Regions from separate parts of the Homo sapiens genome. Here region 2 is linked to region 1. The links are chromatin loops, found by intact Hi-C in ENCODE. Cell type or tissue: CD4-positive, alpha-beta T cell. All regions are shown on one strand. Links, peaks and the distances in the headings refer to the core of each region. The heading gives the core; the rest is flanking DNA. Region 1 overlaps MAML2 (mastermind like transcriptional coactivator 2). Region 2 overlaps MAML2 (mastermind like transcriptional coactivator 2).

Region 1 (5,385 bases), core at 116-5,115:
CCAGTTCCCCTCCCATCATAACCCATTAATCCGTGAATGGATTAATCCATTTATGAGGACAGAGCCTTCATGATCCAATCACCTCTTAAAGTTACCACCTGTCAATACTGCCAGATTGGAGATTAAGTTCCAACATGCGTTTTGGAGGGGTCATTCAAACCATAGCATAGAGTAATGATGGTAAGTTGTTTCAGGCATAAAATTTGAAATAAATTATGAGGCTCCATGATATGCTATATTGGTTTTACCTTCAGAAGAATATTTAGTTTCACTCAGGTTTTTCAAAGCTACGCTGTCCCCCAAAAAACGAAACAAAACAAAAAAACAACCTTTTTAAGAGTTGATGGCTACTCATTTGATCTGCCTCCTCTGCTGAATCAATTAGGAATTTTTTTTTTTTTTGCCTGCAAATAACAGAAAACTGACTAACAGTGTAAGAAATAAAGTGATTACAAATAGGGATTTTTCCTCCCACACACACTACAATATTTCTGGATATAAGGTCATTATGGGTATTAGTTTAGTGACTCAAATAATATCACTGCTCAGGGTCAGTTTGTCTGTGATTCTCTATGCCTTTCTCTCATAGTCTTAAACTGCAGGTATCACATTGGCAGACTGGAGGGAGGAGTGAGGGCAGCCCTGGTGTTCCTCTTATCAGAAAAGCTGAAAGTGTCCCAAAAGCACACCCCTCTCCTATCAGATGTCCATCTTATTGGCCGGAACTATGCTGCACCTCCATTCCAAGAACAAGAGACACTGAAGAAAAAAATGTATTGCTTTAGCTTCTAAAAAGGAGACGGCCAAGGGATAAGACAGTTGAGAAGGGTGTGGCATGACAGAGTGTCTGCTGCTCTCTTGGTTTTAGAAGGAACTCCTGTTATTCCAGTGTCACCTGAGTACAGACTGGGTCTCATGGGGCCACTCCAGATTCAGACATTCTTCTTTTTTCTTCTGCTCTACCACCATCCTTCTAGAGTCTGCCAGTTTGCTTCCCCCCACCCCATCCCCCAACACCACACAGAGTGACTCCACTCCCACACACACAGGCATTCACACAGTCCAACCTTCATTTTTAGGAAGTCCTGGAACTGACTGGCCTTTAGGAAGGTGGCACAGGTGTTCCGAGGATTATAAAATGTTTTATTGAATAAGTTTTCTCTGTGGATGTCCAGGAACCTTTCCTCCCAGCCTGTTTGAAAGAATAATGATTAAATTAGAACAGGACATACTGATGTTTAAAAAAAAAAAAAAAATCACAAGTCAGTATCTTGAAAGTATATCCCAAGGCTTTTTTTAAGGTAACCTTTATACTGAACCATAAAAAGATTAAAGACACCTTCCTCTAGAATCAGGCCCTGTCATTCACATTGAGATTGTTCAGAAAAAGAAGAGTTGACACCTTTACTGAAAGGAGTCAAGGTCTTGCAAGCAGGAAACTGGTTTTATGACAATTCCCTGCCTTGCTAGGTAAGCTGGTCCACATCGAGATGACTCTCTCCTTGACTTCTGACTTACTTTGTGTTTGTTGGAGGAATCCTATGAGTCATATTTAGCCTTTCCAGCCTGATTGAGTTTGAAGGAGCCACTGGATTATTGCATACAATGGATTTTGCAAAGAGTTTTCTCCAGCATACCCACAGGAGAAAGGCAAGTCGGTTCATAAATGGAAATTCTAGACAAACAACTAAGCTAAAGACACCTCTCTGTATAAATGCTTCCAGATGGAGACAAGTTTTTCACTTCACTCTCCACAGTTTTCACTTTAAAGGGTTATTGAGATGGAAGCATTGGAGCGAAGCACATTAGAATCACTTGCCCCACCTTGCCTTCTGAGGAAGAATGACTTACGGTTGCAAGGGGAAAATGCTGGCTAAAAAATAAATCTTGGTCTGTTCCCCATAGTCTATCAACACATGCTTTTCAGAAGAAGAAAAAGAAAAAAAACATCTGGAAAGAATAGGACTGAGTTGGTAGAACATCTTGAAGGGGGCTGGCCTTCACTTAGAAAATTGAAAAGACATGCAGATAAGCCATTAGGAAGAAGAGTCTGTGGTTGTTAAGCAGAGTTACCTAAAGAAGGAACTTCAAGATACAAGTTTAAAGCAACACTCTGTAATTATTTGTATTATAGTATAAGGTTGTTAAGTTTGTCTTCACCCTTTGAAAGAGTTCTGAACAGAGTTAGTGTTTTCGTAAAAAATCTCAGGGCCTACAAAAAATGCCATTTGGCCTCCACAATAAGTTGCTCCCACCCAGAAAGTCCTCTCCCTTCTACAGCTTCCTGTATAAAAGGCTGGGATACCAACATCTGCCTGAAGCAAAAACACATGTATTTTAACCAAATAAATAAAAAGGAACAAAAGTCTGAGTACATCATGCTGCTCATAGTCTTACTGGCTGACTCCCATTGGCTCTCTCACTGTTGTTATAATTTCGTTTATGCCCTAGGCAGATGGGCCTCTCTGCTCATAGGTGATTTAGAATCTGCTGATAGTGGCTGGAATGAAGCATGGAGGATCTGGCAACTTCTAAGCACACTGGCTTAGACCACTGTATTCTTGGGCTTTGATGTTTACTCCATATATGATTCCCATCAATGGTGATACCTGGGCCATTGTCCAGTGGGTGAATGTGATTTTCTTCTTTGGAGAAGCCCATTGCAAATCACAGCTAATAGGGACCCTAATGAGGACGTTCACCTCCCAGCTCCTCTGTGCCAGGGCAGTGGATAACAACAGGATGTGGGTTTTAAACACATGTAAGCTTCTTCAAGCTGCCTCTTTCAGTTTCATTCTTTTTTTAAGGCACTAGAAAATATAATCCACATACTTGAAACAAACATTTTTTCTTGCTGCTAATGTTTTTTGTCGTAGTTTTCTCCCATGTCAGGAGTGGATTCCACTCTGATTAGTACCAAGATATATTAATTGGTACAATATGTAAATGAAAACATGGGATATTTACAAGGTAGGCAGAAGATGATATATGCTTATAAGTTTCACTTTCAGTAAATATGAAAATGTATTTTATTCATCCTCCATGGTTGTTGTTAAAGCCACTCTGCTATACCTTGGACTTAGCAAATGATTTTGATGAATAGGACCAAAAGATGTCAAGAGCCACAAACCTATCACGGTAAAAATTAAAGGCATTTAGTTCCAAATTAATTTATTTAAAAAGAAGTTGTAATATTTGAACAGGCCATAAAATTAGGATCAAGTAAGCAAATCTGTAGGCATTTTATCAGAGACAGGAGCAATGAGAGACTGCAGGAAATAGAAGGGAATCAGACTTTTATTCTTTATAAAGTTGTTATTCCAGTCCTCACCATCCCCTTTGCTCCTCTTCCCAATTCATTATTTTCCTTTCTGTTACTAGTAAGTCCTTCTCGTCTCTCCTCTTCTTCCCATCACCCCCAGGATACACAGTAAAGAGAGAATACCAGAAATGGGCAGCACTGGTGAGCAAAGAAATATTATAGAGGTTTTTTTTTCATTCCAAGTTTTAAGTTGTCCTTGTGCATGAAATATGCACATGATAAAAAGGGGGTTGCCATCAATGCATATTGTCTTGAAAAGCCAAGGGCTCTTTTTCGGTTTTTCTCTATAATGAAGACTGTTAGACTGTGGACTCTATAATTATGCTCACTGAACAAATACCTTGAAAGGGAAGTAATTCCAAGTCATGTATCAAAGATTCAATTTGACATGTATTTACTAAATGCCTAACATGCCTATGCATTTTGTTTATTCATTTATAGTAACAAGATATAGTGAGTTCATATTCTGTGCCAGCACTGTGCTCAGTATTGAAAAATTGGAGTCACAAGATTCCCACTTTCAAGAACTTACAGTCCAATGGAGGAGAAAGAAGTATGAAAGGATCAATTGCAGGGTGACAAGAGAGTGTTCCAATAGTGCAGATCCAGAGCTGTGATTTTAAAAAGATGATGCAAACCAGTTATCTCTTGCTTCATGGAGTGGATGGGCTACAGGAAATTTGACAATAAAACAAAGCTTAAATAAATTGCAACATTTGTCTACAACTCTACTGTAAAATTGGAAATGCTTTTCCACAGAAAAACCTCTCAAAATGCTGAATGCAAAAGTTGGGATCACAGAAACATTGTGCCTATTTTTGGTCTGCTGGAAACTGTATTTTTACAAGGTAATCCCTGTTTTCAATATAGTTCCTGTCTTGCCACTGGCGGTTTTCTTGTAGCATTTTTCTAGTTCTGAGATTGCTACTACCCAAAGTATTCATTTCTTTCTTACTGGGGTGTCCTCTGTCTTCACAGCCTGCTTCTGGATTGTAGGTTTTTTCCTTTCTTTCTGTTGAGATATTTATGGCATTTGATAGAGTCAAACCAGATGTATTGCAGCCGGACATACTTATGTGGCTTCAGATGTGTAAAATAAGTAACTTCCTATCTTTGTCTGTCTAGCTCAAGAGTTGACTGTGGACGAGGAATGCCTGTATTGATTCATTAATGTAATAACTATTTACTGACTGCCTACCATGTACAACCAGAAACACAGTTCCTAACCTCATGAACTTACCATGTAACATGGGAAGACAAGCACTAAGTTCTTATTTGTTTGTAATTGTGATAAGGCTCAGAGAACAAATACAGATTCCTATGAACCCATGTATAGGGGGAAATATTTAGGTTCCATTTAATACTGACATGGCTAAGTATCTCAGTATTTAAGCTGAGATCTGAAGGATAATTAGAAGATTCCTCAGGCAGAGGGAAGAGCAAAGGCTGTGTGTGGGGCAGGAAGAAATGTGGTCGTTTGAGGAACTTCGAGATCAGCGTGGCCACTGATGTGCTGCAGTGTAGCAAAGAGAGCAAAAGAAAGAGAGAAACAGGGAGGAATGGAATTCAGCTCACGGGCTCTGGAATCAGAGTTTCAAGTTGGAATCCTGACTTCCTAGCTGTATCGGTTAAGAATTTTTTTTTGTGGCATCCAAAGAACAGAAAGCCTACCTTACTGAGGTTCATATAAAAAGGGGAAATTGGCCAGGTGCGGTGGGTCACACCTGTAATCCCACTACTTTGGGAGGCCGAGGCGGGTGGATCACCTGAGGTCAGGAGTTCGAGACCAGCCTGGCCACAGTGGTGAAACCCCGTCTCTACTAAAAATACAGAAATTAGCTGGGTGTGGTGGCGGGCGCTTGTAATCCCAGCTACTCGGGAAGCTGAGGGAGGAGAATCGCTTGAACCCGGGAGGCAGAGGTTGCAGTAAGCCAAGATCGCGCCATTGCACTTCAGCCTGGGCAACAAGAGCAAAACTCTGTCTCAAAAAAAAAAAAAAAAAAAAAAAAAGGCGGTGGGGGGAAATTATCTCCACAAAACAAAAAGTCCGACAATAAGCAATA
Region 2 (5,385 bases), core at 164-5,163, 54 kb after region 1:
CTCACAGCCATGCATATACTGCCTGGACAATTTTTAAGGGACAGCAGTTATACTCCATACGGTAAAGTGGATTTCACCTCTGTTTTTCTTTTGACTGTGTTGGCATATCCTGAGGCAACCACACTATCTCACAGGCAGAGCAGCAGAGGGCCTGGGTTTTATTGCCCTGCATGCCAGAACACAGTCTCACCTAAGATGTGCATAGGTAAAAGAGGCCGCCCCAGGCAGGCAGTTATGTAGTTGCACATAATCTGTGTTGAGTTTGGCTGCTGGCTGCAATTTGTTTATAATCAACTTCATTGAAGGATGAAGCAATATCATTAAAGAGACCACAATTTACCAACTAATTTGGGGAATTGGATCTAAGATGGTACCTTACCTTGACTTTTACTGAGTGTTTAGACAGAATTTGCCCTATAACCTTTAAGAGGCTTAAAAGATGGGCCAGTGAATAATTAAAATGACATCCTTTGCAGCACAGTGTTGCCCAGCAGAAAGAGCACACAACAAAAAGCTATGCTTGGAGGACCCCAAAGCCATAGATTTCCAGATTACAATAGAGAAGTCTAACTGGTGCAGTTACAAGAAAACAAGTCCTTTTATAGAGGGCAGACTAAATCTCTTGTATGAAAACAAAAAGGGAAGCAGACTTAACATCTTTCCTTAAGTTACCTTGAAAGAATGTTATGGTTTAAATTTACTGCGTTTTTGCAGGAGGTTGGGCGATGATATTTCCCTGCCCCTTTTTTATGCTGGTAACACTTCATCGTGGTCTATATAACTTTTGTTTTTTATTTACCAAACATGATATTTTTAAAAGATTCTTCTAAAACCATTTGTTTTCCCGGTGCTCCTTTTCATACCTCTATTTTTCCAGAAATTTCCAAAGTATTTGATAAATAATAATATGGAGTTGCAGGGCTGCTCCAAAATCCATAACCAAAGCAGCTTTTATTTTCTCACATAGTTGACTTTATGTGTGGACTTTGCAGACAAGAATAAAAGAAGAAAACATCTGTACTCTTTTACTTTAGGTCTGAAAAGCACAAAATGAAATGGGTTTCCTGATGAACCTTTACTCACTGGCAGCCATTCTGGCAATTTCTATTTTTTTGAGATGGAGTCTCGCTCTTTCACCCAGGCTGCAGTGCAGTCGTACAATCTCGGCTCACTGCAACCTCCGCCTCCTGGGTTCAAGCGATTCTCCTGCCTCAGGCTCCTGAGTGGCTAGGATTACAGGTACACAACCATGCCTGGCTAATTTTGTTTTATATTTTTAGTAGAGATAGGGTTTTACCATGTTGGTCAGGCTGGTCTCAAACTCCTGACTTCGTGATCTGCCCGCCTCGGCCTCCCAAAGTGCTGGGATTACAGGCATGAGCCACCGCACCCGCCTATCCGGCAATTTCAATATCTCTGCAATTATAAACACTTTTCAGCAGAATTGTTTACTTTCTCTTGTATTACTGATACTCACCCCAAATATTCATGTTGCATAAAGAAACTCATTTTTGATAACATATAAGCTATACTTATTTTCCATGTTCACAAAGCATTTTGAAAAGATCAAGGAATTATTTCTAGATAACACATAAAAACTTCTATTGCTTAACCTTCTCAATAATTAAAAAAAAAAAAGAGTCAATCAAAACTGAAATTAAGAAAGCTTTTAGAACCAGAAAGTTCATATAAGGCATCATTTTTACCAAAGACATCAGTTTTTCCTTAGGCACAAAAGTAAACTTTGTTTCTTCTTAAACGTGTAAAAATTTGCATGGACAACATGAGCAAAACACCTGAAAGTTTGAAAACAAAGTGCAGAAACAAACCTCAATGCTCAACTGTATTAGCTGTAAGCCAGACGGGAATCTTTCCAAAGGAGCAACAAAGAAGGTAGGGATGGATGAAGGAAGACACATCTTTGACCTTTGAGAGGAAAGAAAAGAAAAGGGTTCCGATGGCCAGGCAACCTCCAGCCATCAGTCCCATCAGTTAGAAGAGCAGAAGGCAGCTCATCAGAAGCAGCGACATTTGGGCTACTGCAAGAGCAATTATTTTGCTTGCCAAGTCAATTCAGCCTGTGAGCTACATAGGCTCTAGTTTAAGCAACATGAATCATACAACTGCTCTCATTATCATGTTTGAAGGTGTCCCTTCACAAGCCTGCTGTTTTACCACACAGTACTGGTCTGCCTAAAAAACAGTAAAATTGAATTAAACTTAGCCCGAGCCTCTTGAAGGCAGTGACTATGTCATATTTATATTTGTACCCCAAGTGCAGTGCCTGAAATGTGTTAGACATTAGATGCTAAATGCATGATGCTAAATGCATGTTGGATGATTAAACAAGTATAGAGCATCTGCAATATACCAGGCATCATGTTAAGGCCCGGGGATGGTCCCTGGGAGTTCACTCACAGTCTTGTAGAAATGAGTAAATGAATATATTGGTAAGTTTGCTGCATTCAAGTAGACTGAATAATTGTTACTAACAAAACAAGGAATGGCAACAATTAGGTCACTACAGTAATTGCTCAAAGCACAATTAACAGACTGGAGCATTCAATTATGTGGCAACCATATGGTTATGCATTTCACCATGTTGACATCATACTGTAAAATTCACACATTATATGAAAAGAAATTACGCCAGGAAAGTACAGGCTACCACAAAGTAAAGTGAAAAACACATTACTGAAATTTACTGCTAAGCAACAGATATAGGACTCTGAGCTTTCGATTCTTAAGAAGTTCACTGATGCCAATTTCAAGAGGCCCTCCGATCAATGTAATAAGAATGAAGGATAAAGAGAAATGAAATGTAGTAGAGCAATGATGAGAGGAGAAAGGCAACTAATTTAATTTAGGTGCACCTAAAATTACATCGAAAACATGTTACACCTTCAAGATTCACCTTGGCAGAAAGCCAGGAAACCTGAGTCCTTGTCCTCTCTCTCTGCTACTAAGTGGCTGTATGAACTTAAGCAGATTCCTTCAACATAATGTGACTGCAATGCGCTATTTCTGATATAAATTGTGGTTTAAAAAAACAAAAACAAAAACTCTTGGAGTCTTTGGTGAGACCTCTTAATGCATATGCTTTTATCTATGTAAATATATCAGAATTATAGGCCCATAAATCAGTGACCTCTTTATTATCTTGAATACAATTAACCTGATCTTACTGGTAAAGGCTGTGTGTCAGCAATTCCCTAGTAATGTCCCTTTCCAAAGGATAGCTCTTTCTCAACCCTCTTTGTTTTCACAACACTTTTGCAAATTTCTGTTACAGAACTTGCCTGAATCAATGCACATTACTTAGTCTGTTTGTAAGTCTGTCATCTACGCTAGGCTCTGAATTATTGAGGGCAGACACAATGACCTACTCTTCTTTTAGCGTCCTTCCATAGTACAGGGGTTGGCGCGTAGTAGGTGCTCAATAAATATTGAATGACTATTTAATTAACTTGGGTGGGCAATAGTATATGTGGTGCATGTCACATGTCTTCCATTTGCCCCTCCAAGTGCACCTACACCCTTTTGTCCCTGCTGGTCAGAAGGCCCATGCTTCCTTTCAAGGCAGCCTGCCCCACAGGACTCTCTCTCCTCAGTTCCAGAAACCTCTCCCTCCCTCAGTCCTTCAGGCCTAGGGATGCTGACAGCATCTCTGTAGTTAGCCCTGGGTTCCCGCTGTATCCCTGGAGATTCCCCCACACCCTATTTACACCTGGATAATTAGTCCTTAACCCCTTCATGAATTATCCTAAGTCAAGTGCACCATCTATTTCCTGTGAGAGCACTCACTAATACAGTAGATTAGAAAGGAGAAAGATTTCTGTTTAAAATGTGTTTTTGCACTCATATTATTGAGAATAACCGCACTGAATTTTTTGAAAACATTTAACAAATAGATCCTTGGGTAGGCTAAATATTTTCATGCATGGCTGACCTGCACTGATTCACTCATTCCAAAGTATGTTACAGATTCATTTCCGTTTCTACACCATATATGTATTTTGCATTTGAATTAGTAAGTATGTTCATGTTTGGTCATTTGTGTTTAAGTGTATTTCTCTGTGACTTGCGACTTCTTGCATTAGAATATAAGTGCCTCAAGAGAAAGGATACTATGTTTTTCTTTTACTTTTTTTTGTAAAGGCTTGCTCCTAGCAGCTTGCCGGCTGACTTATATCTAAAAAAACTAAATAAAATTTGTTAATTATGAATACAGCTTAATAAATGTACAGCCAGATCTGACAACAAACATTTTGCACATTTTTAAGGCATAATCTGATAGGACTTGTTGCATTCTTTTCCAGAGCCAGCAATTCTTAAGGAAGTGAAATACCTAGTCAATTGGTGTATTCATGGTGCAATTATTTGAAAAATCATTAAAATATCTGTTCTTTAGAGAATGTTAAACATATTAATTCAGGTAATTGTCCAGATATGCTGTGCCTTTGTCACTGATGTGTAAACACCATGAAGTCAGCAACTTTTTCTGTTTTGCATATGTCTGAATGCCCAGTGCCTAAAACACAGCCTGGCATCTATAAGGTATTCAATAGGTATTTGTTGATTAAATGAATATATGGAGGCTTGGTTATATTATTGTAGCCTGATATGTTACATTTGCAATTGCTGTGCTGTCATTCATAAATGATTTTAAAAGGCAATTTAGATTCCTTTTTTTCAACATATTTATTGCCTTGTTACTGTGTTCAAAACTTTACTAGGTGTTTCCTTTGGGAGCTCACATTCTATAGGTAAAAAATATCATCTGAGGCTAGACGTGATGGCTCATACCTGTAATCTGAGCACTTTGGGAGGCCGAGGCGGATAGATCACCTGAGGTCAGCAATTCGAGACCAGCCTGGCCAACGTGGTGAAACCCTGTCTCTACCAAAAATACAAAATTAGCCAGGCGTGGTGGCATGTGCCTGTAATCCCAGCTACTCGGGAGGCTAAGGACAGGAGAATCGCTTGAACCCGGGAGGTGGAGGTTGCAGTGAGCCAAGATCGTGCCATTGCACTCCAGCCTGGGTGACAAGAGCGAAAATCCGTTTCAAAAAAAAAAAAAAATTTCATCTGGAACACAGCATAGTTACTTAATGGATCCTATCTCTATGGCTTTTCTTTCACATCACATCTTTACCCAAAGCAAGCTTTACTAACCTTCATTCTCCTAATCCCTGATTTTTGCAGGCTTTGAAGAATTATATTGAAGCAATTAGCACTTTCCTAACGCATTCCTGATCCTACCTGGGATTCCATAACTGGTGACCATGCTTTGCCTTTCATGTAGACTTGGTTACTCCAATAAAACTGCTGAAACATAATCAATTTTTTTTTTTTTTTTTTGAGATGGAGTCTTGCTCTGTCACC

What was found. Hi-C counts contacts between places; a loop is a spot of excess contacts. Peaks named below come from ENCODE experiments on the same cell type or tissue, not always from the same donor. Only the 100,000 strongest peaks of a DNase experiment are listed, where the experiment ranks them.
Region 2: a loop joins it to region 1, with 2.9 times the contacts of the local background. A loop is called at or near these places in 17 of 110 quality-filtered maps.

Annotation. Positions count from the first base shown.
Region 1 is chr11:96,255,813-96,261,197 of GRCh38, reverse strand. All of the region lies in intron 1 of MAML2 (mastermind like transcriptional coactivator 2), which reads left to right. Among named protein-coding and RNA genes, the nearest start is that of MIR1260B, 83 kb to the left of the region's middle. RefSeq lists enhancers at 2,353-2,402, 2,443-2,532. In CD4-positive, alpha-beta T cell, for the core only: no CTCF peak of the experiment used is centred there; a DNase peak (open chromatin) is centred at 2,727; H3K4me3 peaks cover 1,045 bases; H3K27ac peaks cover 4,648 bases.
Region 2 is chr11:96,202,327-96,207,711 of GRCh38, reverse strand. All of the region lies in intron 1 of MAML2 (mastermind like transcriptional coactivator 2), which reads left to right. Among named protein-coding and RNA genes, the nearest start is that of MIR1260B, 140 kb to the left of the region's middle. In CD4-positive, alpha-beta T cell, for the core only: no CTCF peak of the experiment used is centred there; a DNase peak (open chromatin) is centred at 2,921; H3K4me3 peaks cover 571 bases; H3K27ac peaks cover 3,634 bases.